Regions from separate parts of the Homo sapiens genome. Here regions 1, 3, 4, 5, 6 and 7 are each linked to region 2. The links are chromatin loops, found by intact Hi-C in ENCODE. Cell type or tissue: heart right ventricle. All regions are shown on one strand.

Evidence for each region. A loop is a pair of places that touch in the nucleus more often than their neighbours do. Peaks named below come from ENCODE experiments on the same cell type or tissue, not always from the same donor. Only the 100,000 strongest peaks of a DNase experiment are listed, where the experiment ranks them.
Region 1: a loop joins it to region 2, with 11 times the contacts of the local background. A loop is called at or near these places in 37 of 110 quality-filtered maps.
Region 3: it touches region 2 in a loop (4-fold over the local background); 14 of 110 quality-filtered maps call a loop at or near these places.
Region 4: it touches region 2 in a loop (2.8-fold over the local background); 51 of 110 quality-filtered maps call a loop at or near these places.
Region 5: it touches region 2 in a loop (4-fold over the local background); 35 of 110 quality-filtered maps call a loop at or near these places.
Region 6: a loop joins it to region 2, with 10 times the contacts of the local background. A loop is called at or near these places in 69 of 110 quality-filtered maps.
Region 7: it touches region 2 in a loop (19-fold over the local background); 56 of 110 quality-filtered maps call a loop at or near these places.

Annotation. Positions count from the first base shown.
Region 1 is chr5:114,016,216-114,020,215 of GRCh38, reverse strand. No RefSeq gene overlaps it. Among named protein-coding and RNA genes, the nearest start is that of KCNN2, 340 kb to the left of the region's middle. In heart right ventricle, a CTCF peak has its summit at 1,879; no DNase peak of the experiment used is centred here.
Region 2 is chr5:114,447,655-114,451,654 of GRCh38, reverse strand. The region is part of intron 3 of KCNN2 (potassium calcium-activated channel subfamily N member 2); the gene reads right to left. LOC101927078 (a long non-coding RNA gene) reads left to right here. Exons shown (of 13, transcript NR_130785.1): 12 at 2,852-3,092; 13 at 3,985-4,000. Among named protein-coding and RNA genes, the nearest start is that of KCNN2, 88 kb to the right of the region's middle. RefSeq lists an enhancer at 1,767-1,836. In heart right ventricle, CTCF peaks have their summits at 1,380 and 1,579 (motif pointing right); DNase peaks (open chromatin) are centred at 973 and 1,574; H3K27ac peaks cover 436 bases.
Region 3 is chr5:114,304,084-114,308,083 of GRCh38, reverse strand. It overlaps a transcript of KCNN2 not described here. Among named protein-coding and RNA genes, the nearest start is that of KCNN2, 56 kb to the left of the region's middle. RefSeq lists an enhancer at 1-294. In heart right ventricle, a CTCF peak has its summit at 2,289 (motif pointing right); no DNase peak of the experiment used is centred here.
Region 4 is chr5:114,093,001-114,097,000 of GRCh38, reverse strand. It overlaps a transcript of KCNN2 not described here. Among named protein-coding and RNA genes, the nearest start is that of KCNN2, 270 kb to the left of the region's middle. In heart right ventricle, no CTCF peak of the experiment used is centred here; no DNase peak of the experiment used is centred here.
Region 5 is chr5:114,359,297-114,363,296 of GRCh38, reverse strand. KCNN2 (potassium calcium-activated channel subfamily N member 2) reads right to left here and starts at 1,227. Exons shown (of 8, transcript NM_021614.4): 1 at 36-1,227. The coding sequence starts at 1,157. RefSeq lists a silencer at 1,950-2,159 and an enhancer at 2,198-3,114. In heart right ventricle, a CTCF peak has its summit at 2,191; a DNase peak (open chromatin) is centred at 1,266; H3K4me3 peaks cover 2,790 bases; H3K27ac peaks cover 2,317 bases; H3K27me3 peaks cover 1,653 bases.
Region 6 is chr5:113,677,484-113,681,483 of GRCh38, reverse strand. All of the region lies in intron 1 of LOC107986441 (a long non-coding RNA gene), which reads right to left. Among named protein-coding and RNA genes, the nearest start is that of YTHDC2, 170 kb to the right of the region's middle. In heart right ventricle, CTCF peaks have their summits at 2,175 and 2,377 (motif pointing left); no DNase peak of the experiment used is centred here.
Region 7 is chr5:113,609,915-113,613,914 of GRCh38, reverse strand. No RefSeq gene overlaps it. Among named protein-coding and RNA genes, the nearest start is that of YTHDC2, 98 kb to the right of the region's middle. In heart right ventricle, a CTCF peak has its summit at 1,749 (motif pointing left); no DNase peak of the experiment used is centred here.

The DNA of each region.
Region 1 (4,000 bases), 430 kb after region 2:
ATGCCTCTTCAGGACCATAATAAAAAGCCTGATGATTATATCATCTTTATAATCACTTTGTTGCTTTGGTGACTAATTTTCACTTCTCATTTAATTCAATTCTACTATTAATAATCCGAGTAACCATGATTCCAGAGCAGGCCATGGTTTGCATGTTCCTTCCCTCCTTACCCCCATGAGGAGATTATACCATACCCTTTGAATGTATGACAAATTTCATCTGGAAAGGCCAGTTTGATAACCTGTTTCTTGGAACCACTTAATTTAAATCCTCTTATAATTTCTATAAATCTGTGTTTTAAGCCACTAAGTTTGTGATAATTTGTTACAGCTGCAATAGAAAGCTAGTATATCAACTAACAACTATTGTTTGGGGACAGCCACCTTTTTTCATTTCACTGAATGACTACAGAATAGTTATACAACAAGACAGTTTAACATTTTTTGTTTTCACTATTATTTGGTGGGGATACAGCTCTTGGAAACTTCGGAAGAGAATCTAAAGAGCATTTTTCATCATGCAGTTGTTTATACTTTTTATTGAGTGCCTATTATGCACCCAACACCCTTTATATATTATTTTAAAAATTATAACCCTGGAAAATTAATGCTATTATTCCTCATTTTAGAGCTACAGAATCTAAGACTTGGAATGGTAAAGTTACTTGCTCCAGGTCATATGGTTAATATGTGCCAGAACCAGAAGTTAAATCCCAAAGCCATCAAAATCAAAAGTCCAAGTTCATTTCATGACACATGTGGCACCCAGAAGAGCCTGTGTATATATCAACAATTAATGCACATTGAGTAGGATTTGGGGGAAGCAACATCAATAAGTCCAGTTTCCTACTTTTATCTAGACTCTTAGTTTCCAATTTACTCATCCCAGCCTGTTCCACTAAAGATAAACTTTTAAGGAACCAGAATTGTTGTAAGCACAAAATCTAATCACTGAGTCTCAGCCCTGGATTATATTAAGTTAAATTAAATTAGATCCAATACTGAGGCTTCCAACCCTGCTTTATGAATTTCAGAATGTCAGAGAATAGATGTGAAAAACTACAGTGTGATTAACTTGTTACTGGGGGCTCAAAATATCACTTTCTATCTACTGACCATGGAACTAGGAAGGCACATTCTAGAAAAATTGGTACACATGTTCATCAACAGCATATTCCCACCAACAGGCCCAGATGAATATCAAGTTAGCATTTGCATGGACATTAACTGTTTTATTAACATCAAATTTCATTGACTCCCCCCTCAATGCCCCCTCCCCTTCCGCTAAACAAAATCTGTAAGCTAAAACTTAAAAGAAGAACTGAAATGCTACACACTGCAGGGTCTTGTTATTGAGATTCTGGGAAAATGTGTTTCCTTATGACAATACATTCATTTCTCAATAGTATGTTCTATATTTTGCTTTGTAATTGGCCTTATACTGATAAGAAAATTGAGTTCACAATCATTTTTTACCCCTTTGAAATTATATGGTTCTGCTGTTATAAATAACCAGCATTCTGTTTCTATCAACAGGAATCCATAGTGATTTACTCTGAATGATCACTTGCAGACAGAGTTGTCAAAGTGATTTCTTCAAGACAAGAAGTAAGCTGGGCAACCCAGCTCAACCAGGTGAGTGGGGCACAAAGACTCAAATCCATCATATCAGTGTGCTATTGCTCTTTCTTCTTCATGTCATTAACCCAAACAGCAGGATCCAAGCAACCAGCTATAAGCTGCTAAAGCGGTGTCACACAAGAAAGCTGGCTAAAATGCAAAAGCCTCCAGCTGGAACTAGAAGCTATATAACAGAACCGGAACAGAGACCCAGTGTCCCTTTGTCTATAAGAACATTTTTTCAATAGCAAAAAGAACAAGAGTGACACTTGGTGGCCAGTACAAGACATCACAAAGGACTGAGCCATAGGCAACACTCTTCCTCCAGCCTTGCTCTGGGAATTTTGAAGATGAAAGGAAAACTGCGCTGTTCATCGAGAAACAAGACCTGTGTTTGCAGGAATAGTATTACTCTTGGTCTGGTTGGTAGCTAAATATCAGAAGTGACATCATATGGCAGATGTTTTGAATAAACAGAAGTTAGTGTGTCCAAAGCACATTTCAGAAAAAAGGATAGACACTAGAATGCTAATTCAGGTAGCCATTAAGAGCCTAGGCAAAATCTATGATGAATAAGAACTTTAAATGAACCATTCTTAGCCACTGCACAGAACTTGGTCATTTTTCCTGTACTCTGAATTTACCATTCTTCCAGGATAAATAACCTTTATTCTAGTCAAAGCTCCTCCTATAAGGCTTCTCAACACAACCAAGTTAACTTCCAGTTCCTGTAAGCACCTTCTTAGATATCTTTTATTAGTTAACAGACCAAAGAAAGAGCCCATTTTAAAGTATTTGTGAAATAAATGCACATATAAATAAATGGAAAAAGTGCAAACAAGTGGAATGGTCTATAAAAACACCACCCCAAGTAAAGGAGAATGGAGAAAAACAAAATACATACCTATTCAGGAACAATAGAAAACAAGAGTTTCCAACATATAGGAAAGAGGCTATCATCCATTGATATACTCTGACACAGAGATGCTGGGAATGTGTTCTAGTGAATATGTAGGTATTTATGCCTAAGGTGATTATTTGGCATGCAAGCCCTGTCACTGTGTAACCATCTGACAGATTCATCTTGCCCCCTACCCAGATACAGCCAATTTATCAAGACAGGGAAATTGCATTAAAGAGCTTAATACATGCAGATCCAGCTAAACAAGAGACCAGAGTTTTATTATTACTCAAATCAGCCTCCCTGAAAATTCAGAGGACAGGGTGTTTTAAAGATAGTTTGGCAAGCAGGGGATTACAGAATGAATGCTGCTGATTGCTTGGGGATGTAGCCATAGGGGTGTGGAAAATGACCCTAGTGCACTTTTGGGTAGGGGTCACAGGACCAGTGGAGTCTTGAGTCATGGGTCTGGGTGAAGTCATCTAGTCATCAGAAATGCAAAAGTCTGAAAAGGCATCTCAAAAGGCCAATCTTAGGTTCCACAATAGTGTTGTTAATTACGGAAGTAATTGAGGAAGTTATAGATCTTGTGACCTCTGGAACAATGGCTGGTAATTATTTAACTATGTCTGTCTCTAAGCAGATTCAGGTCCCACTCATAATCCTAAACTTGTGGACTTTTATTAGTTTTATAAAGGTGGCTTAGTTTTGGGAAGTGTTATTATCATTTAGACTATAAAATAAATTTATCCCATAGTCAGCTTGGCCCACTTACAGTAATGCCCAATGGCAGTTTGGAGATTAAAGGCAAGATGGACTTTGTTAGATCAGATCTCTTGCACCGTTATAATTTTCTCACTGTTATAATTTTTGCAAAGGTGATTTCAAGTGTCTCTCAATCTTGGCTACTCAGTAGCTTCATCAGAACAAGTTTTAAAGCCGTTGTATCCAGGCTACAATCCAGACCAATTAAGCAGAATTTCTGATGGTAGGCCCCATGCTTGAGACTTGTTTAAAGGTCTCAGCTGATTCTAATATGCAGATGGACTCACATTAGAATCACGGCTGAGCACCAGTGTGCTGAAATGGTGAAACATTTTGGTCTCAAAATCTCTTCACATTCTTAAAAATTATTGGAGGACTCCAGAGAGTTTTTGTTTAAGTGGCTTCTATTTATTCATGTTTTCTATATTAAACATTAAAACCAGACTTTTTAAAACATTAATTACTCAGTAAAAAATTACAATAAACCCATTACATAGTAACATGTGTTTATAAAAATAACTATAACTTCCCAAACCAAAAATTTAGCAAGAAGAGTGGCATTGTTTTACAATTTTGTAAATCTACATAATGTTTAACTTCATAGGAGGCACTGGGATGCTTATGTCTGCTTCTGCATTCAGTTTGTTTTAATATGCTACTTTTATTGAAGTAGCTAAAGTAAACTTGGCCTCTCACACATATGTAGTTGGAAAA
Region 2 (4,000 bases):
AAAGTGCTGGGATTACAGGCTTGAGCCACCGCCTCCAGCCTTGAATTTTTATAAATTATATAATTCTTTATTGACTCTAAAATGCCAAAGTGAGTATTTTCACCTTGATTTTCTTTTGCTCCTTTAATTTTGCACATTTGGAATGTCTTCCTCTCTTCTTTTCATTGAGAAAAATGTCAAAGCTAACCCCTTTTCTCTCTCCCTGTGTGTGTGTGCGTATGTTTGGCGGGGCATGGTTCTGTAAAATGTCCGGTTTCTTTTCATGCATTAACCTTGGCTAATGACAGTTTCATTCACACTTGGGATATAGACAACTTACTTTTTTGTCTCCAGACCATCAGCGGCTATGTTCTAAGAGCATAAGCTTACTTTAAAATAAAGTTCGATGTCCCAATGGAAAAGGGAATGATAGAACATCCACAAATTTTCAAACTTGAAGAATTACATTTATCGTGTTTCCCTGAGAGGACAAAGAGGTTTTGTTTTCTAACTCTATTATTCACTATGCATTTACATGTCATATTGGAATAAGTGACTTCAGCAATGACTTATCTGTCAATAAGTTAAAAGTCTCAAATCTTACACCTATATAACTTTCACTACTATGTTAAAAACCTATAAGAACACAGACGGTATCACTAATAATTTCCCCCAATTTATATATTATTAGAAAATTACATTATTTGAAAATTAAATGTTGATTACTACTGAGCAAAACTATTTTATGTCCTTATTTAAAATGAATTTAGGTCTAAGCTAAGAAAATTATAAACAGGTTTTTGTTATATGTAATATCCAGTAGGTCAATCTGAAGTCAAGTGGGATGTAGAACAGTGTTTTGTTAAATGCGTAACAGATACACAGCATCCCTGGCCCAAGGCAGCAACAAGAAAAAAAATTCTCCACTAATTTCCATAATTCCCCTGGGGGCGGTATTACTCCTGTTCTGAACCACTGGCCTAGAGTTTCAGGGCAGCTGGGACTCTAGTAATGGCCATCAGACAATCTGGAGCTGGCTTCATATCAACACATCTGGAAAGTAGTGAAACTGGAAAATCTTGGAATTTGGCAAAAACGCCTGAAGAGAATTATATTCTCAAGCCCCTGATACTTTCTGGGAAATCAAAAAATATCAAAATCCAGAACAATGTTTTAACCAGGACTAGCATTTCTGACCAAGTTTCTCTTTCCTCCTGTTCCTTTTCTAACTTCCAGACCAGTGGATATTTAAACATTGCGGGGCAACCTCTATTCATTCAGCTCCTGCTGCGTGCCAGGCATCCTGTGCACACTGTGAGCTCCTCCAAGAGGAAACTGGAACCCCAGCAGACAGATGGAGCCATGCTCGACCAGGCCCAAAGATTCCCTTACCCAAAAAACCACTTTTTCAAAAACACTTAATCTAATCCATGTCTGATGTGTGCCAGGCTCTGCTGATAGCAGAGAAAGCATGTTGACACTGGCCTGGCAGACTCTATTTTTAGAAGCCCCCACTATGATTTTCCATGATGGGTAGCGGCCAGCTGACGGATGCACGGCACCTCAGAGGCAAAGAACGGTGTGGCGGGCAGTCACTAGGTGGCAGTGCCACACCAGTTTATCCCCACAGCTGCTCTGCAGAGTTCAGCCAGATCAGTGCTAGAGGAGGGCTGTGAGGTGATGTTGTGGGAATACCCTGCAGGGAAAGCCCCCATTCTGGGTTAAGGGCTCTTCTAAGGGAAGAGTGCGCGCACGCGAGCGCGCGCGTGTGTGTGTGTGTGTGTGTGTGTGTGTGTATGTTTGGATGCTTACTCTATTCTAAATCCAATCTAAGGTAGCAGATCTGAGGAGGCAGCATCTGTACATTTCACCCCTCTGAGATTCTCAAGATCAAAGACCAGATCTTATCTCTTAAATCTGTAAGGAAAAAAAAAATCCCTGTGGATATTTTTAACTAGGCAATGTTGGAAATGAACCTGCATTTGAAGATATAAAAGTCAGGGTCTTGTTCACTTGCTCTGAGACAAGAGGCAAGGAGGAACTGAGCTGGGTTCAGAGGTGCTGCCCCACCTCTTGTTCTGCATGACCCACAGCAGTGCATCCTAATGTCTGAGCCTCGCTTTTCTCTAAGAGAACAGACTGTCTACCTCACCAGGTGGCTGTGAGCACGGAGATAACAAAACGCTACCCAAGTCCTCATCAGTGTACAGACTGTGTGCTCTATATTCAGCAAGTACTCTATTTACGTAAAAGTAGATACAAAGAAAAGTCATTACTTTTGGAAGTGGGCCTTCTTGCACAGAAGCAAGGTGACATACCTGAGGGCTGCTCAGAGTATGCGCAGCTTTGGTTTTGCTCCCTTCTACCCTACACTACGTTTTGCTGCCACTGCCAATGAGCACAGTAACTAGTATGACAAAGACTGAAAAGAGGGCTGGAGAAGGAGAGGAGGGAGAGGAAAAGGTTAGTCAGAGGTCCCTTGGAAAGGCAGGAGCAACATAGGGTGAGGGTACAGCAGGCCACAAAATGAAACCAGGAAGAAAGTGGGAAGTTCAGTGACAAGAAGTCCAAATGAAAAAAGAAAGCTCACGATCGTTCTGTGCCATTTCATTTTTGGGCCCCCTCAGCTGCCTCTCCTACCAACACTAGCACTTCAATCTCCAGGGTGGCAGGCCGAGGGAGGACGTACATCTCTATGTCTAGTATCAGTCACGTATTCCTGAGAATTTTTTGACAGGGCTTCTGTTTAGGGCTCTCAGTCAACTGAGAAAAAAATATGCGCCACTGATCCAAATCAACCAGCTTAAGGTGCCCCATCTACAGTACGCAGTTATCACAAATTGATTCTAAATTTTTAATTTTCAAAATACAGCAAATGAAAATTCCTACGTAGAACAAACAATGACAAGAAGTCTTAGCCTCCAGCACTTCACAGTTTCAAGCTATGTTTCTAGGGAAGCAGAACATTCCTGAATGTCATTGCATTATTCCTCGGGGAGAGATAAGAAGCAGAGTCAGAAAACTGAGCCACCAAACCCAGCGAGCTGAGAGAGTTCTCAGATGAAGATGATTCCAGACAGGCTGAGGAGAATGAGCACAGATTTTCTGGGAAGGTCATTTTCAAGGTTTACCAGTTAAATTTTCCCACTTCAATTCTAAAAATTAGTCTTAGAATGCCTCCTAATTGCACCTTGCTTGATTCAGCATGGGCAGCTAAAATATAGACTTCAATGCCAAAATGTCAGGAACTGAATTAAAACACAGGTCTAGGTTCATGCAGGAGGAGCACAGTGTAGTGAACGAAGCTGTCTCAAACTCAAACCATCACCGCTAAGACCCACCAGTCCCCTACTCCATAAAGGCTTCAGAACACCCTTGTAGAGATCTGGAACTGACACAATATGTTGTGTTAAAGCCGGAAAAATATTTTTATACAGGCAGAAAATAAGAAATGAAGGGAAGAAAAGAAGAGTTGGGTAACAAGAAAGGATGAGATAGGGGAGCTGAAAGTGAGAAAGTGAATAAAAGAGTGAAAATAACTGCAAGTAAAATTTTGTAAACATATAATGGTTGGAGAAAAATCACTACATAAATCACGAAAACCCCAAAACTTTCAATGCCAGCCAGCCTACTAATTACTTAAAAAGCCAGCCTTGTTTTCCAGCACTATCCACAAATAGATCATGTAGCTTTCACTAGTTCCTATAAAGTTTCCAACTAATCCAGAAAAAAAGGTGAAAAGAAAAAGGCAATTCAATATTTCATTATTCTTAAATATTAGTATTTTTGGAATTTAAAATGATAAAAATGCTTCCTGGTTGAAGGTTTTCACCTGTAGAAGCAAAAAGGAAAAAGCGCACCCTTCGTAAAGTGTGGTACATACTCAGCTCATCAAAATACACTTGTAAAATGACTAGCAATGACAAATACAGCAGACATTTTCCTGAACAGAATCACAATTCTGGCTCACTAAATTGGTCTAACAAACTTTTTTTTTCCCCATAGGTAATGCAGGAATCAA
Region 3 (4,000 bases), 140 kb after region 2:
ACATAGTTTCTTCTCGGGAGTAAATAATTTATACAACAAAGGGACTGGCTGACATATGCACATATACATATATATGTGTATGTGTGTGTGTATCAGGAGGAATGAGTAGATTATGTATAGGAGTGGATCATGAGGATTTTTGATTGGGGTATGGGGAGGAATCAAGCTGAATAGGAAGTATAAGGAGGAATTAAGCTGATGTTCAAAGTCCTGGCAGGCACCCATGGATCCAGTCCTAATATGCTGCTGGATGGTTCATTGAAGCTTGGCCTCAATGATGGCCAATATTAAATAAGGTGGAGATGCTAAAACTGTCTTGGCAGATTACTGAGGGTAGATGGCTTGAGGAGGTAGAAATGTTAGAATGAATTTATTATATACGATCAGAGAACTCACCCCTGACTATTTCCAGAAAGGTCTAGATAATTGTCCTTTCATTAAGGTAATCAGGAATACACTGGTAAGAGAATACTGACATCTTTGAGACCACAGTGAGAGTTGTCTCCTATAGGACACAGTTTACTATAAGAGATGTGACCATGGCACTGGGTTTTACAGTATCAATGAGGCTATGATTCTAGAATGGCAAAAGTAAGGTGGGTGGCATTTAAGCATCAGAGGAAAGGTTGACAAAATTATCAGAACAGGCAAGAAGGCCAGACCGGCGTAGCAATCAGACCCACAGGACCTAGCATTACTAGGAGCAATACATATATAAACATACATAATTAGTGTGTTGCTTATTTCTTTTAAACCAGGAGTTGGTGAGCAGAATGATAATGTCAGTTGCTGCAATGCAATAAATCAGGATTCCTCATTCAGTCTCCAGATCTAAGTTAGTTCACAGACTGAGAACCCACTGACTGATGAGGAGGCTGGGAGAACTTGAGATAACCCAATGACACCATAAATGTGTAAATAAATATTCTTATTATCCTTTCTTGAAAACACCTAAAGCCACTTACAGATAACTGCACTGGGTCAAAGATAATATATAGACTTTGCAAGGACTATGGAACACAGGGTCTAACACTGATACTAGGGGAACCAAAACATGATCACAGCCCCTTTATTAAAGCCCCTTTATTAAAGTGGCTCATACCTGTAATCCCAGCACTTTGGGAGGCCAAGGTGGGTGGATCACCTGAGGTCAGGAGTTCAAGACCAGCCTGGCTAACATGGCAACACCTCGTCTCTACTAAAAAAATACAAAAACTTAGCTGGGAATGATGGTGTGTGCCTGTAGTTCCAGCTTCTCAGGAGGCTGAGGCAGAAGAGTCACTTGAATCTGGGAGGCGGAAGTTGCAGTGAGCTGAGATCGTGCCACTGCACTCCAGCCTGGGTGACAGAGCGAGACTTGGTCTCAAAAAAAAAAAAAAAAAAGAAAAAAAAAAAATTTAAGTGTGAACTGATGAAAGGTGGGTAGTAAAGGTACTTCTGCCCTAAATACATTTCCATCAGGTCCTCAGACCCATCCTGTGGTTATTTTCCTGGTCCCTAAAAGTATAATTGAGCTACATATCATTAGTATCTAGCAGAACTCTTACTTTTGTTCTCTGACCAGTAAAGCATGAATCATTTTTGTAGAAAGAGCCAAATGAGAGCCTTATAACCACCCCACCTCCAATTACATAGCAAATTAGAAACAATGTCATGTTCCAGAATTGCAGAGATTAGTATCACTACCAGGGACTTTAATTCAATTTATCTGTTTGGCCTCTGCAAAACCAGATACAGCATGATACATGATAGTGGGCACCTATAAAGTTAACCAAGTAGTAGCCCCAGTCACAGCTGCTGTGCTGAATGTGCTATCCTTATTGGAGAGATCAACATAGACTGTGGCACTTGGCAGGCAGATCTGGTGAATGCTATATAGCTGGCAAATGTGTCTTTCTTAATCACCATCAGTAAAGGAAATCAAAAGCAGTTTGCTTTTATGCAGTAAAGATACCAGTTCAAATTCACAGTGTTGCTCCAGGGCTATGACAACTCTACTTCTCTCTGTCATAATGCAATCTATAGAAACCTTGATCACCTTGACATACCAAAGAATATTATGCTGTTTCACTACAGTTGATGACATCATGTTATTAGACCTGATGATCAGAAAACAAAAATTACCCTAATAAAAAATATGCATGCCACAGGGTAGTGTTTAATCCCTCTGTCACTTACAAGTATATTGCTTTATCTGCCCTTTTAGACCTATAAACCTATTTTCTGGTAGTGGACTGGAAACATTTAAGAATCTCTCCTTTGCAGTGAGCATGTTAATCTTTGTCAATAGAGGGCACTGGAGGGACATTTCAGGAGAAAGGGGTTTCTCTTCCTGGTCCAGTTGTGCTGCTGTTTTGCTTCTTTTTGTTCCTACTGTGCAACTAGCAGAAGAGAGTGTGTGTGTATGTATGTGTGGACATCCAGCAGTGCCTTGCCATAGCAGCACCCCCAGTACCCACAATCCCTTTGGGAACTTGCAGCCTCAGCCCTAGCCGTGGCCCAGAGACCATCTGGCTGAGGCCCTCTGGATGTATATACAGATCCTCAGGCTCTGTGCTACCCTGAAGGTGAGCAAGCTCCTGATGCCCTGACTCCCTTGACCCATCCACAGCCTGGAGGTTTATTTCTCTTGGTACCCCAACACAGAGATAACATACATCCCAAGGAAGGAACCCCCACTCCATGTTAAGCAGGCTCCTGAGCCTAACACTCTATGTGAGCCCACCCACCAGCCTGCCTTGGCCTGCCTGCATTCCAGAGAGGTATCTCCTGTTTGTTCAGAGATCGTAGGCCATCTCTGGCCTAGGCAAACCAGTGAATTTCTTTACCATCCAGGAAGCTGCAACTAACTGCACCTTTTCTGAGAATTTGAATCCCAGCCTTGCTGAGGAGACTACCCCCTGCCCCTACCAAACACGATTATTTTTCCCTTGCATATTTTCCTTCAACGTTAGGCTATCCTCTAGAGTTCTGTTTAAATCTTTATAGTCTCCTATTATAGTTAAGAATTTCTAATATTAAACTTTCCCTGTTCAAATTATTGTGTGGTTTCCATCTTGCGATTAGACGCTGACTGATATAATCTTAAAAAAAATCAGCAATCTGTTATTTTGGCAAATACTTTAGAGGCCCAGTGGTCAAATGGCAGGCAGAGTCATCCTCTCCAAGGCAGAAGACAAAGTGTTGCAACTCAAAACCCTTAACACTCAAAAGCAAGCACAGCACTTGGTAGATATCATTGGATTTTGAAGGTAACATGTACACTACTTGGGAAAATCTCTCTGACCTATCTTTCTGAAGACTTGAAAAGTTCTCAATTTTGAGGGGGTTCCATGGAAGAAGGGGTTCTGCTTCAGGTTCAGGTTATGGTACAAGCTGTCTGCCATTCTGGCAAGAGTTCTACTATTAGGGCTAAGGATGCTATGTGGAGTCTCAGCCCCAGAAGAGAATTGCAGCACAGACCCTTAGGATTCTGGAGTAAGGCCACACCTTTTGAGGCAGAGAACTACTTGCCATTTGATAAACAGCTTCCAGCACGCTAGTCTGCCCTGGTCAAGATGAAGCACTTGATGATGGACCATCAAGTGACTGTGTGATCCAAGTTCCCATCATGAGCTGGATATTATAAGATTCGCCAAATCATAAGGGTGGGTAGGCTCAGTAGCAATCAACTGCACTGCAAAAATGGTACATTCACATTTAGTCTGAGTGGGGCCAAAAGGCCTAAAGAAGTTGCATGATAAGATGGCCCAGACTCCCATGACACCTACCTTTTTTGCACCAACTCTCCTCCAATAATTTACAACTATGGCCTCGTAAAAACTGTCTTATAGCCAGCTGATGGAGGAAAAAAACCTCAAACCTGTTTCCCAGATGGGTTGGCCCGCTATGTTGGCTCTAGCTGAAAATAGGTTGCTACTGTCTATATCCCTCCCACCAGGAGTAGCCCTAAAGAACAGTAATGAAGGGAAATTCTTCCAGTGGGCAGAGCTTAGTCTAA
Region 4 (4,000 bases), 350 kb after region 2:
AACCCTGGGCCAGTTACCTGGTGTCTCTGAGTCTCAGTGTCTCATCTATATAAGGGAGGTAATAGCAGAACTTGCTCCACTGGAGTAATGGAAAGATTAAGTGGGATATGGTAGGTTTAGTTACAGTAGCTATTATTCTGGCCATCCTCTAAAAGATTACAGATGAATACTCTGTCTCCTTGAGCCATCTTTCCTTTGTTTGCATGGTTGTCAATTAGGATGGTAGATCACCAGGGTTTCTGTGGCAGAGTCTCCAGGACTTTCCAGTGAGAAATGAAGCCTGTGGGGAAGAGAAGTTATGCAGGGAAGAGAAAGTCTGCAGGAAAGAGTGGAACACAGGAGGAGTACCACGAGGGAGAGAGGGACCTTCCTGGGGCTACAGTGAGATTTCCCACATCTGTGGGAGGTGAGTAAGAACTTCAAATCCAGGCCTGGATTCTGCACCATAGCGCCTGACAGAGACAGGAGAGGAGAATGATACCACATGGAATGACTCTGTGATGTACAGGTCATGAGTATATAGCTTGGTTTCAAGTCTCTTCACTATCTAGATAGTGCAAGTCCTTATTTCAATTGTATTATGTAATAGAACTTGTAAATTGAGATTGTATTACCAAATAAGCCAGGGATCCAGTGTAGCATGGTCAAAGTTAGTGTATAGTTGTTTTAACTGTCTTTAACCTCCAAACCATGGCCTCCATATACGAATAGATTGCTGTCTTGATATTATGTGTTAAGCAGTTTAAATGCCTGATCTCACTGAAACGTTAAAATAATCCTTAGGAAAAGGTACTCATGCTGGGTAGTAGTTGAGATTCATAGCCAATATCACAGAACCTAGAGAGCTGGAGAATCACAGTTTGAATACAAATCTATTTGACTGCTGCTGAGCCTGGCTCTCTGACATTAAGTTACACTGCTCCTGGACAGTGATCTCAACCTGTGGACTCAGTCCCCAGGGGACTTCAAGGTATGGCAAAGGATCTATAGATCCATAGGTGCATTTTCTATAGGCCAGATAGATGACATAGCCTGTTTTTAAATAAATGTAATACTGATATGCTTGAAAAAAGACAGACTGGCATATATAAATGTAAACTTAAATATCCTGGACAACTGGACTATTCTCAGCACAGTGTACAAAGGATACAGCAGGTGCATATATGGAGTCCAATTTGGAAGTCAAAAAAAATTATTGGGGGACACAAGGAGATATGTCTAAGGCAAGTAGACTACAGCAGGGAGAGGAGTCCCATCCTAGGAAAGACGAGCTAAAAGGAGTTAGGTAGGCCAAGCCCTAGAGGAAGCCTGCTGTACTAAGCAGAGAAACAAGGTAGAAAATGCAAATAAGAAAATTAAGGCCAACTGAATGGTGCTTAAAAACATGCTCCCTGGAACAATCAGAATTGAATCTTGGTTCTGCCATTTGCTCTGTGACTCCAGGCAACCTTGTTAAATGGAACCTTTTATGATATAATTTGTAATTCCACTGTGATGCCAAATCTCTCCCAGGATCCAGTGAGATGAGGTTATAATCTGCCTTCGTTTTAAGTCCAAGTTACCTTCTTCTCCTGAGGCTCATAGGGATGTCTGAGCATTAAATGAGATAATATGAATTAAACATTTAGCACAATGCCTGGCAAATCTTCCTCTAAGCCTTGTTGGGAAGTTTAAAAGAGATAAGGCACAGTGCCAGAAACCTCACAAGTGCTCAGCAAAATGATAGTTATTATTATTAAGCAGGTATTTATTTAGCCAAATTCTGCTTCCTCTCTCTCCCTGAAACACAGTGATGTTCTGTGTCCAGGCCCACCTAGAGACAACAGATGTAAATGAAATTACCACAAACATAGTAGTTTAAAACAACACTGTTATAAAGATACCCCAAAAACAACAGATGTGGTTAGAGAAAAGAAGCTGCTTCATATTCTTCACTCTCTACTCTAGAAGACAGGCTGGAATCAGGCCTCATGCATATTGCATATAAAATAAGACAATATTTAAAGCAGTAGTAAAGAACAACAGCCATAAGATAAAGCAGTTGATAGAGAAAATTATCATATAAAAATATATAATAGAAAACCAATATTATATAAAAGCAGGATTGAATTATAAGAAAGCATTGAGTACTCCATTGTATGGTCATCAAAAAATAGTCAATAATGAGGACCCTAAGTTTCCAAGCAAATAGATGACATTAGGAGAGTTCTGATTCAGAGAGCAAAGCAGGGAAGTATGCAACAGATCTTAGAAGGATTTCAATCTTATAATTGTCAAAATAGGTTTTTATAAACCGGTTTTGGTACTTAAAGTGTTTCTTCGGAATTCACTTATGAAGCAGCTGTCTCCAGCAAAGCTAAATTCAGGAGGTGTTACTGTATTTAACCTTTGAAAAATCACTTTACTTGTTCCTTTTCTTTTCTTATTGTTCACAAAGCATGGAAGTAGTTTTTCCCCTAAATCCTAAGCCCAATTATCTGCCATTTGGTCTTCCAGAATGGCAGGACACTGTCTAGGGACATGAAGGCCAGCCAACACATGTTTAAACAAAGAAGAAGAATCCTTTCTTCTACCCTGACTAGACAACTACAGAGTCTTTCGAAAGATTCTGCAATGGTATAAGCTGAGATGCTCAGCTTGGATCCTTCTCAACAATTTTCAGATTTAAAATGCTCAGGTCTGGTGGGGTAAGTGTGGTTCTACAGATAATCTATTCTGTGCTGAAGACCTGAAAAAAACAGAATCTGGCCTTGAGGGAGCAGGGCAGGTAAAGAGTGTCACAAAACAGCTACACAGATATCCATCTGCTAGGGTGCAAGCAGGAAAGTTACACAGTCAGACAGCAAACTCTCTTTGGAAACAAAAACAAGGTCACCCATAAATAAGGCAAAACAAAAAAAGCAAACAAAAAACAACCCAAACAAACAAATATATTTATTCTTAAGTAGCATGTTACTTGGCAGGTGGAATGTTTAGCTGAAATGAGAACAGGTTTTAATCAAGTCTCCCACACTATATATACATAGATTGGTTCCTTAACCTTACAGAGTCTCAGTTTTTCACCTATAAACTGAGGTGAGAATATCTGTAACAGGGAAAATTCTTTAGGTTGTACTATGGTTAGGCTTTATGTCCCCACCCAAATCTCATCTTGAATTACAATCCCTATAATCCCCACTTGTCAAGGGAGAGACCAGGTGGAGGTAATTGGATCATGGGGGTGGTTTTCCACATGCTGTTCTTGTGATAATAAGTGAGTTCTCACAAGAGTCAATGGTTATATAAGAGTTTGGTATTTCCTCCTGCATTCATTCTCCTTCCTGTCACCTTATGAAGAAGGTGCCTTGTTTCCCCCTCACCTTCCGCCAGGAATGTAAGTTTCCTGAGACTTCCCCTGCCATGCTGAACTGTCAGTTAATTAAACCTCTTTCTTTTATAAATTACCCAGACTTGGGCAGTTTTTTATAGCAGTATGGAAATGGAGTAATACAGTAAATTGGTACTGGGAGTGGGGCACTGTTAAAAACATACCCAAAAATGTGAAAATGTGAAAACAACTTTGGAACTGGATAACAGGCAGAGGCTGGAACAGTTTGGAGGGCTCAGAAGAAGACAGGAAGATGTGGGAAAGTTTGGAGCTTCCTAGAGACTTGTTGAATGGTTTTGACCAAAATGCTGATAGTGAGATGGACAATGAAGTCCAGGCTGAGGTGGTCTCAGATGGAGGTGAGGAACTCATTGGGAACTGAATCAAAGGTCACTCTTGCTATGCTTTAGTAAAGAGACTGGTGGCAGTTTGCCTCTGCCCTAGAGATCTTGAGCAGAGAGAGAACTTGAACTTGAGAGAGTTCAACGTTGAACTTGAGAGAGATGATCTGAAATTGGAACTTATGTTTAAAAGGAAAGGAGAGCATAAAAGCTTGGAAAATCTGCATCCTGACAATGTGACAGAAAAGAAAAACCCATTTTCTAGGGAGAAATTCAAGCAGCTGCAGAAATT
Region 5 (4,000 bases), 88 kb after region 2:
ACTCCGGTAGCGTGGGCTGGGGTTCAAGCCTGTACCTTGTCGTAGGCGCCCCACGACAGCTCGGTCTCGATGACCATGACCACGATGCCGAACATGCCGAAGATGAGCGCGTAGTCGCTGAGCCGCTTGCGCTTTTCGAACAGGGCGCGCCGGTGGCCCAGCTTGTAGCCGATGTTCTGGTTTTTCTTTTTGCTGGACTTGGTGCCACTGCTGCTGCCGTGCCCGCTCCCGCCACCGCCGCCGCCTCCTCCAGTGCTGCCTCCGCCGCCGGTTCCATAGAGCGCCAGGTTGTTGGAGTTGTTGTGCTCGGGCTTAGACACCACGATCTCGGGGGCTGAGGACGAAACAGCGGCGGCGGCGGCAGCGGCTGCAGACGGGGAGGACGCGCCGCCACCTCCTCCGACAGACGCGGGGGGCTGCAGGGGCTGCGCCTCTGAGTCCATCTCGTGCAGGTTCCGGCGGGACGCGCTCAAGTTGCTGAGCGGCCGCATGACGCCCCCGTTGTACCTGCAGCTGCTCATGGCTATTTCGGTGAAGGGGTTGCTCTCGCGGCGCGCCTGGGGCTGGTGGTGCTGGTGGTGCGCCGGGTGCGGGTGGTGGTGGTGGTGCGAGAGCGGGGGCCCGGAGCCCAGACTGCCGAGGCTGCCCGTGGGGCTGGCGGCGGGCTGCAGGCTGTGGCACTGGTGGTACTGGGAGGCGGACGCCGACTGCTGCGCGGACTGCTGCGCGTACTGCTGCCGGAGCGCACTGGCATGGCTGGACGGCGTCAGCTCGCTCACATTGAGCTGGCTGCCCCGGCGCGACGAGCAGCAGCAGCAGCAGCAGGACGAGCCCGACAGCGGCGAGGAGGTGCGGGTCCGGAAGGCGCCGCCGGGCGAGGAGGTGCGGAGCAGCAGGGACAGGTTATCTCCCGCCCCCGCCGCCGGGGCACCGGAGGAGGCGCAGCTGTTGCACCGGAGGCATGGGCTGCTGCCGCCGCTGGCCGGCTGCTGGTGCGCGAGGTGCGGGTGGTGGTGAGGGTGCGGGAGGGGCGCGAAGGGCGGGCACGGCTTGTCCTGGCTCTGTTGCTGCTGCTGGCAATGCAGGTGTGAGGAGCGCGGCGGCGGCGGCGGCTGCTCTGGGAAGAAGCCGCGCTGGAACTGCAATGGGGTTTCCATGTCAGGGCTGTTAAAGCTGCAGGGAGACCAAGCGGTGGTGCACCCTGCGCAATGCGTTATGGTCGGGAGCGGGGACTCCTGCTGCTGGTGCGAGGAAGGGCCCATGCCGGCTCCGGTAGAATCCAGGCGGCGAGTCCGATTGGTTGGGCGCACCAAAACAATGGGCATGACATCACCTGCGGGGACCGAGACTGAGTTTGCGGCGCGCGCGGCTTAGGGAAGCGTGTGTGGCAGAGAAAGATGGGGAGGGGAATCTGCAGGACAAACCCTAGGGGGGTGCAGTCCAGAGCCAGGGCGCTCCAGGGCAGGGATTCCGCCTGCTGATTGCGTGGAGATGGAGAGCCCCCACGCAGTGCAGCTGGGCTGCAGGGGGAGGAGAAAAGAGAAAGGCGCCCCTCCCTCCCGTGCCGCTGCCCCCTTGACTAGTGCCGGACGCGCTGCCCGGATCACCTGCGCCAGCCACTGCAGCACGTCGGGCCACCTTGGCCGGGGGCAGGCTCAGGGACGGTGTGGAACCCCGACCACTTCTCCGACTGCACGCCTCGCAGGGCTGCAAAACAGCAGCCCCCTCGTCCCACGCCCGCTTCTCCCAGATCATCCCGCCGAGAGTGGGCTGCCGGCTGCCCGCCAAGTAACTGCGGGGGCACTGGCTTTGGGGAGAAAAAGTTTGGCGACCGGCTGCGCCAGTGCAGCAGCGTGTGGGGAGAATCCCGGGGCCTGAGCCCTGCCTTGGCCGCTGCGGGATCATAGCCGACCCCGAGACCGGATCTTTCCCAGCCGGCAGGCTCTGGAATCTGGATTGGGTGCGCGGCGCTCTAGCCCAAGTGCGCTGCGGCGCGGGTAGGGTTAACCGCCTCGGCACCCCGGCCGGGGGTGGGTGGGGGCGGGGCCGGAGGAGGGGATCCCCGCAGTCTGCCGACAGAGCCGGCCGGGCTTCCCGGGTCCCCCCTGGCGGGGGCGGAGGGCTTTCCCCGCTACCGCCAGCTCACATTTGCGCCTTCTCCAGAACATGAGGGGATGGCGCCCCCGGCCGCCGGGTCCTGGGCTCTGGCGCTCAGGCCCTCCGGCAGCCCGAATCCGGAGGTCCCAGGGCTTCCTTGCCGGTGGAGAGGCAGGCGGCTCGCTCAAAGGTGTGGGGGCTGCTCAGCCACCGCCGGCCTCCAGCTGCTCTTCTGCTTCTCTTCCTCCTCCTCACCTGCAGCGCAGACACAAAGCAAAGACCGGTCACAAATACGCAAATATCGAGCATCTTTGCCAAGTCCTAACTGCAGCGGCGGGTGGGAAAGGGGCCTGGCGCGGGCTGATTCACCCCGGTAGTCGCAGCCTGGCAGGGAAATTAAGAATGATAGCTTGGGCTGAATAGTCGCTGCCCACGGACAGTGCTGGAGTTTTGTTGGAGTTCGGTATCATTATTTATTTATTTACTCTCTAATAAACTAACAAAAATTGCATTTGGTGTCTCACAAATTCCCTGTGCTGTCTTCTTCTAAGAGATGTACCAACACAATGCACTAGGTGATCCTTATGTTCTTTGTTTCTGCTCCATCTTAAGTCTTTACATTTGCATTTCTTTGTGAATTCAAATTCCCGTCTCCCCCTAAAGAAGGTGAAAGAAATTGGCCCGTTGAATATTTGTTTCCATTTTAAATTATTTTAAAGCCTGCTTTTCATGATAAAGACTATTACAACGAGTTAGACCTAGCAATTAGAGTGAAAGCGGATCACCCTCATTAGGTCATTAGGTAATTGGAATTCTCAGCTGGATCCAATTTCTTGATATTCTACTCGGCAGCTGCCCTAAAGTTGCTTACCTGGTATCTGCTTTTCAGAGTGTGCGTGTGTGCGCTTTCAATGCCATGGAATGAATAATTCATTTTATGATGTTCTTTGGACACATGTTAATTTTAATTTTTTGTGTGTGCAAATAAACATTCAGCAGAAAAAAAGGGGTGGGGGGTGCACAGCTGCTTTTAGTCCCGTAGCCCTGGACTTGAGCTAATTAATACTGTCCGGAATTGAATTTCTCAATGGTCTTGGTCAAGAATATAATTTAGTGGCTAACAATCAGAGACAGCATTTTGTTTTTATCATCTATTACTATTTTTGTTCTGTATCTTCAAAATAGCAATTCAATAAAACTTCTTTAGAATCACGAAGCTAATTGAGTCTTCGGGGCAGCTGAGTAGATACTGCATAAATTGTGTGGAAAGCATGAGTATTCAAAACAATCCTGCGAAGTAATTTGAATTAAAATGAAAGTTTCCCTATGAAAAGTTACTAACCTGGTCTGAAAAAGAAATTCAACTCATGCGGAAAATCCATCAAACATGTATTAGGACGCTTTTCAACAAATTATGTAGCTTTCCAGTTGCTATACGTAGCGATTGAGTGAAAATGTTTGATTCATCCTTACAAATCTAAATACTTCAAAGGAACATTATGGTAAATTAATAAATATTTTTATTAGCCGTTCATAAATTTAGATAAAAGATTACATAGCCTCCACCCCTGAAATATCATAATAGTTGTTGCCAGCATTAAATTAGATATAAGGTTCTACAGTTACTAAACTGTCATAAGAAAAATAATGGCTGCATCCCTTGTGTCAAACTGACTTTGTCAAATAGCAAATTCACGGCTTCAACAGAGGCTCCAAAACCAAAATAATAGGCAAAAATGTATCTTTTGCCATGTATATCTCTATGCTGTAATATGGGATTAGTTGCAGTGCTATTAATCATGTAGAAATCATGTAGAAATAATCATCTCAGAAATTGCCTACTGAGATTTATGGCAATGTTGCATGGAGTTCTCACTTCTCTTCAAGGGGGTACACAGGAGGA
Region 6 (4,000 bases), 770 kb after region 2:
TCAACTCCAATATAATCTTTTGAGACAAACATCATATATGAGGTCTGTCATTAACCAAAATATCATTATGTGGCACATGACTATATAGCTCTAGGTACATATTGGCTTATGTAAAAGAATGAGAAACTAGGAAAAGTAAGAATACAATCTTTGATGTACTCATTCTCTCATTCTATAAAGCAAAAACATAGGATTTATTTAAGCAATAACAACAACCACAAAAATGTCTCAGTTAACTATTTTTCCAGTATATGAATTACAAAACATCTCAGAGCTCCTAAGATATTTTATTCTGTATAATTTTTATATACATTTTTGTAAAATAAATAGATACAAAACATGTATTTACCAGGCTTGAGATGCCACTGAGAACTTTTCATTCATTCAACAAATATTTACTAAGAGCTCTATGTGTCAGGCACTATTCTAAACACTTTTTAAATGTACTAGTCTATTTAAAAAAAAAGCAAAGAACCTTTTCCACGTGACATAGTTTAGTGAGAGGAACAAACAATAAACAACAAAAATAATAAATAAAATAAATAAATAAATAAATGATGTAGTATATTAAAAGTGAGATGGATGATGGACAAAAGGGGAAATAGAGAAAGGAAGAGGCAGCTGAGCTCTGGGGAGGGTGGGCAGGGCAGGATGAATGAGGGTGGTAAGTGGAGGCCCCCAGGAGTAGGTGAGATTAGAGCAGAGACTTACTGCAAGTGATGAATTGAGTCAACCAGTTATCTGAGGGAAGCACATTCCAGAAGAAGGACAGCGAGAGCCAAGTCTCTGAGGCAGGAACGTGTCTACTCCTCAAAGGACATCAAGAAACAGTGTTAGCCCAGAAGTTCAAACTTTCTAACTTCCTGGCACCCTCAGTGTCTCAGTAATTTTTTAACCACCAAAAAAAAAAAAACTACATAGCCATTCCTTTCATTAGGTAGTTAAATCCAAAAATGTTAAGTATGTATGTCCTAATAATTAAGTAGCTATTTGAAAATAATAATACAAATTGAAAAAAATACCTTTCATTTCAGTCTTAAATAACCACAATTACTTACAAATGGGGCATGTGTGTCCCTTAGGCCCTGCACAGCCTCTCCATCATTGGAATGAGACTGGACACTGCCATCCTTGTTAACTATTCCTGTTCATTTTTGCATACTACTTGCTTTTTATCCCATCAACCTCCAAAAACCTAGCTTTGCAAAAATATGATGTCACCTAGGACTGTAGGAATGTAGTGTAATTTAGTATGAAAACTCTAAAGTCATTTGCTTGGTTTCTGGTAGACGCTGCTCCATTTCCTTCAAAAACTCAAAATATCCTGGGGCCTCTCTGTGAGTTGGCTGCAGCACCTTGGGGTGTCCCAGCACGTAGTTTGGAAACAGCAGGGTTAGTTTATACCTTAGCCTCTTTCATTTTCTTGGATCAAGCTATTTCTATTCTCTTTAGTAGCTTCTCCGGCTGCCTTTCTACAATTTCTCCTTCCCAATTTTCTTTTTGAGTAGCCGCAGACTGTCTTAATCAAATATGACTTAAAGTATGTAGAGATACAGAGATACATAAGCATGTATATCATTATAGTAACGCCACCATTCAGAGGCCTATATCCTGGTGAAGGACTCATTTCCTTCCCTCTCAGCTTCTGTAAGGGAGTTAATCGCCTTTGAAGGTTTTCAACACCAAACAGATAGAAACATGCATTAACACACTAAAACACCATGTCACCTCACATCTATAAAAGATGGGAGGCTGGGAGGAATATTCTCTGTCCCCACAAAGATAATTCTAGTCACAGTGGAAGCCAGTGCTCTCCTCTGCTAAAATTTGCTTGTATACAGTACTTTAAGGCTTAGCTGTTCAATTATTTTCAAAATCATTGACCATTTGAATCATTACAAACTGTTTTTAGAGGGAAAAGGAACATAACATTTTAGCCCATTAGGGGAATTTCAAAGGACTAGAAAGCATGTTCTCATTGTGAGAATCAATTACGCACCTTCATTTCTTCACATCTCAAGTCACCTTCCGACGGCTCATGTGACACAGTTAGCGGCAGGAGGAGTGCTGTCAGAGCTCATTACCAATGCCACACACTGTGAAACAGAGCAGGAGGCAGCCTGACATTCTCTCCTTCAAAGTGAGAATTAAAGCAAATTGAATTTGCTTATGCTGAGATAAAATAATACAGTAAGTCCCTGTACCCCCTCCAAAATAAAAAGGTCATGATTTCTTATAAAGTATAATGAGGGGGGAAATGACTTAAATTAAACCTCTGCTTATCTGCATTGTTGGCTAATTACAACATTAGAGATTCACCCCACCACCACCACCACCCTGGCAGTCTTCACGGTAACATAGCGCCATCTAGTGCTGATATCATGTTAGGGGAATTCAAAAGCACACGTGTAAAGGGCACCTAAAAAGCAATGGTAAAATAAAATAAAATAAAGTAAAATAAAATAAACAAATATTTACTGAGTACCCACTATATAAATACCATATGCCTGCTTTTTTTTTCCTTCACAATTCTGGGAATTGTGTAAAGCTTTCATAAGCAGGAATTGCTCTGACTTTTGTGGAAATTATTTACATGATAGTGAGGGGGGAAGAAAGAGATCCTCTGTTGGAAGTTGTGTCAGCGATTTCATCAACATTAAATATGAGCGTAGAGGTGGCCATCAGGCTTCTCAGCTTGAGCAGAGCCATGATTACATTTACTGCACCTCTTCCCAGAAAAATATGGGGCTACTTAGCATTTATATTGCACTTTTCGTCTCCAAACCACTTTGCAGAACCTCTGAATAATTCCCCCAACGCCCTTCAAAGTAGTTATTACTCCATACTATCAGCCTCTTTATGAAAGCTTTTGATGGCTGTTTTCACTGCGTGTGAGTGAACTGCATTTACCAAAGAGAATTTCTCCAAAGACTCATGTCCAGAGTCAAAGAACAATTACTATCTAAAACCTTAATATTCCCCCTTTTTACAGAGCAAAAAAAGGCTTATAATTAATTTACATAGTGAACACATTACCTCTTTCCTATTCAAAGATAAGAATGTCAGGATAAAGGAAAGCATTGCATCATCAATATGAAATGCTTCCCTATTTTTCCACCAGTGCTACCACACCTAAAATAATAGCATTGTTGTGTCCTCAAAATATTAAGAAAACCCAGGAGACAATTGAGATGGGCAGACTGCTAAAAGAGGATGACCTTATAAATTAGGACCCTGTGATATATTAAGGATCTGACTTTTTTATTTAAAAGGTAAGTGTCTGTCACTCCTAACTTAATCACCTTTTATAAACCAGTTATTCCTTACAGTATTTGGATTAGTGGTGTAATTTAAAACCAAAAATAAAAAGGTACAGAAGTTGTCATTTTAATGAGTAATATTCACATTTTTCTATATATAATTCATGTTTAAACTTCTTAACTGGGCTTGTACCTTTTGTAAAAGAAAACAGAAAAAAATTTTTGTAATCACAAAGCATTTTTACTGTGTGACTCCCATAAACTATGGGATAAAATATGTGTGTTTCAAGAAAAAGGACCTGCATTAAGATGCATCCCAGAGAGAAAGAGAACAGAGTAAGGCAGAAAAGTTAAGAAGTCAGATCCTAAGCAAAGTGTAATGTCAACAGTGGGAGAGGCCAAGACACATCAACATAGTCAATGAGGGGCCAGGCTCCCTCGCAAACATTCTTTCTCTGCTTTCATCTTTATGTATCTTCACCCCAGAGATTACCAGCCCAAGAAACACATATGATAGGCATTTCACAATGCACATGTTATGACTTAAAAACATTTCACATTAGAAATAATCATTCAATATTTTCAGCTTTAAAAAAATGATTGTTCCATGGTATGTGGGAAGCAGTAAGTTAGAATTAATGTATCACATGCCATTTCCAAAATCCCTTCTGCAGACCTAGGAGGATGCTTTTGGTGATGTCTCAATGCCAGCTTTTTAAAAACAATCTCTAGTTATAGTC
Region 7 (4,000 bases), 840 kb after region 2:
GAGAAGAACATATGTCTATGGCTTATTTTTTCGCAGAATACCCTAAAGCTGGCTTAATAAATCTAGATAGTTGAGACTGTTACAGTAGGTAGCTAGTCAGGTGTATTAGTTCGTTTTCATGGTGCTGGTAAAGACATACCTGAGACTGAGCAATTTACAAAAGAAAAAGGTTTAATTGGACTTACAGTTCCATGTGGCTAGGGAAGCCTCACATCATGGCAGAAGGCAAGGAGGAGCAAGTCATATCTTAACTGGATGGCAGCAGGCAAAAAATGAGGGAGCGTGTGCAGGAGAATACCTCTTTTTAAAACCATCAGATCTCGTGAGACTTACTCACTATCACAGGAACAGCATGGGAAAGATTTGCCCCCATGATTCAATTACCTCCCACCTGGTCTCTCCCACAACACGTGGGAATTCAAGATGAAATCTGGGTGGGGACACAGCCATGAGGCACGAGCAGGGCAAGAGAGGGCTCCCCTAACCACCACCAGGAATGCCAGGCAACCATCAGGTGATGGTCAGGCAGTTTGTCACATGGCCTCTCCAAAATGATAATTGGTCACAGCCTCTGCCAGAGAAAGGCAGTTTCCCATTAGATAAAAACAACTGAAACTGGAGATCAGCAGCTTCCCAATAAGATCTCAGGAATTGGGTGAGTGGGCTCAAACATATGCATTAAGAGGCAAAATGGTGCAAATTAACTGGTATATGACTTTCTGGGGGCATTCCTCTGGAAAACGGAAGACTGCATCAGGTGAGCATGCTTACAACTCCAGTAAACATACTGCACATACTCACCTCCCAAGTGCTAGCAGCACCACACATGTGGGCAGCTCACCCCAAGGGAAGAATCAAGGTAAAAGGGAGGCAAGACACTGGCAGCATATAAAACCCTAAGTCCAAGGTCAAACAGGGCACTTTACCTCCAACATTCCCACTTGACCCTCTTCCAAGTGTACTTTACTTTCTTTTCATTCCTGCTCTGAAACTTGCCTTGGTCTTTTCTTCTGCCTTATGCCCCTTAGTTGAATTCTTTCTTCTGAGGAGTCAAGAACTGAGGCTGCTGCAGACCCACACAGATTATCCAACAGTAACTGTGATATTCACCATTGATAACAAGACTTTTGCCTCAGTCACTCATTCCTGTTATCATAATACGTACATCTATATAGGGTTACCTTTGGCCCTCAAAATAACATACTGCACTTAAGAAATGTCTAAAGCTAACCAGGAAAGGGGAGAGGGGAGGCTTATGTCAGAGAAAAGCGGCTTTCTTTGCAAACTCTTCCCTAAGTAAAGCTCTCTTTAGCATTATCAGGATCCCAAGAGAAGGATCAGATTTTCAGTCATGGTCAGTTTTAACTGAAATATATGTGTCTCAGAGCCAAAGGCATCTAAAGTCCACAACCAGCACCACCCCCAGTCTCTCAGCTAGCCAGAGGTGCATCCTAAAGTGATTTGGGGTTGAAAGAGGAGAGCCCAGACTCCAGGTGCTCCTTCCCCTCAGGGCATCCTTTCCATTTTTTCAAAGGGGTTTTTTTTCCAGTCAAGGCTCTCTCTTAAACTTTTGGGAACGCAGTTCCTCATGTGTAAGACAAGGAGAAGGAATATGCAGTTTCTAAAATTCCTTCCTTCCCTCAAATGGTTTTGAAGAGGTTTCGTTTAAACCACTGAGCTATTTCAATTCATATCAATGAAGCTTATGATTGGTGCATGAAAACACGTACAATATCACCATCTAGCGGATAAAAGGTAGTAATACTAGTGACAATTAATGCAGACAAATGAGTGAACTTTCAAAAGGAGAAAGCAATTATATAGAACTTTCCAGAGAGTATTTCTCAATTTTTTGTAGATTGTAGACCTCTTGGAGAAGTTATGGACCCTCCCACCGCCAAAAATGCGAAATGCATATACCTCAAATTTCTGCACACAATTTTAGACAATATATGACCCTTGAATCATATGCATGGGCCACAGTTTAACAACTTCCACTTTATACATTATTTCAATCACTAGGCAAATGAAAAAGGATCCTATAATCAGCAGGGATCAGTAAATGCTGTAGCACATCTATTGTCTTTAAAAAAAAAAATCTAACCATAATTGAAACCCCTTTCCTATTGTGGAGGTTACTGCATTGTATCAGGGTTGGTGAGAAGTAGGGTTCTACCTGACATGGCAGAAGAGGCCTGCCTGATTTTCTTTGGCCAGAAAAGCACCCGCTTATCTGGTCATTTGCTCCAATCAGACTTTGATTCTTGAAAGGGTGGTGCAAAGATAGAGGGAAGGATGAAAAGTGTTTGAAGAGCTCTATAGTGTCTAATGGCAGCAAAGCCAGGGATAAGGTCCTGGCCTGACCCTTCCTTGGCTAAAATTCCATCTTCCCACACCCCTGCCTATTTCAATATCTAGTTCTTCAATCTCGTTAATTCTGTGAATGGCTTGACATCCTTCCAATAAGTCCCTTTACTGCTTAGCTCAGAATTAATTTACAATGAACTTTTTGATTGACACACATACCAAATTCTTAAAGATGACCAGAAAGATAACTGCCATTAAATATAACATATTTTATCATTAGAATTTTTTGACATCTCACACAATTTTGGAACATATATTAACATTATCCACTAAAATATAACCTGAAGATGATTTAACATCATTTTGGCAATCTCATATACCTAAACCTGTTAAATAATCCTGTTTTTCTCTCTTTTCTGGACACTCCAGGGTCCCTTCTGGAGCCTCCGAAAAGCCAAGTATCACGAAAGACAATTTTGAAACTGAGGTTTGATTTTGGAAAACCTGGTAAATATGTTACAGGTTTAAAATATTGATGTTATGAAATAGAATTCTAGACTACCATAAATTTATTTATTTTGCCAAAATGATGACTCAAAAATTTTAAAAAGGCAAAAACCTTTCATTAGCCTTTACTATTACATGAAAATCCTGTTCAAAGCCAAATTTTACCCTTGCATTAGTTTATTAACGTTAACCCAAATTTTTTGGTAAAGCCTCATAGACAATTCCATCTAATTTTAACCATTTTGACCATGAGGTAAAATTTTTACAAACCTTTTATAACCTTTCTGCTAAAAGGCAGACTAGTTTATTAAGACAAACTTGCTGTATTTTTATTTCAATCCTCAATTTATGAAAAGACCATATAATACCCTTTTGTATTACCCTTTTGAATTTAGTTAATGTTTACACACAGGATTTTTTTGCAAGATTAATTTTACAATATTTCCACAACTTGCTTAAACATTCAGATGTATCTTATCTAATTTAAGACAATCCTTTATTCCTAGGTGAAATTTACATTTCCATGCCTTCTTATAATCTTCTACTAAAGACACATTTTACTGCTTTTACACACCTCATACGTAAATCTATTTTTAGTGGTTTAAGTTACATGTTATAATGATAACTTTTAGCAGTTTTTAACTTTAATGTGAAACCTGGTAAGTTGTTTTGATTATGTACTAGACACAGATAAAGTCACTTTTTCCAGCATAGTTAGGGGTGTGGTTAATTTTGTACGTCCCCAGGCCTTACCAAATTGTAAAGCAGGCAGCTTACAGTCTTGAAACATTTATCAAACCTAGTATCAGACTTATATGATGTAGACCACCCATTTGCATTTTGATGACATTTATATTTTACCAATAATCCCTAAGATTATTTTTATTTCTTAAACATTAAAGCCACTTGCACTGAAAGGCATTATAGCTTTTATATTTGCTTTAAAAAATACTTGATTTAAATGTGTATTTTTCTTTGAGCCAATCAATTAGAGCTGTTTTATAGACATTACACACAACACATATTTAGCTATACAGACAGACAGAAGATTCAGTACTTGTAAGATTTTTCATTTGCCAGTTTCTTAACTGAATTACTGGCTTCAGGGTAGAGCCCTTGGAGGAACAGGGCTAGGAAAGCACTCATTTCTAGGGTCTAATAAGCAGGCACAGCTGAAGGCAAAGAC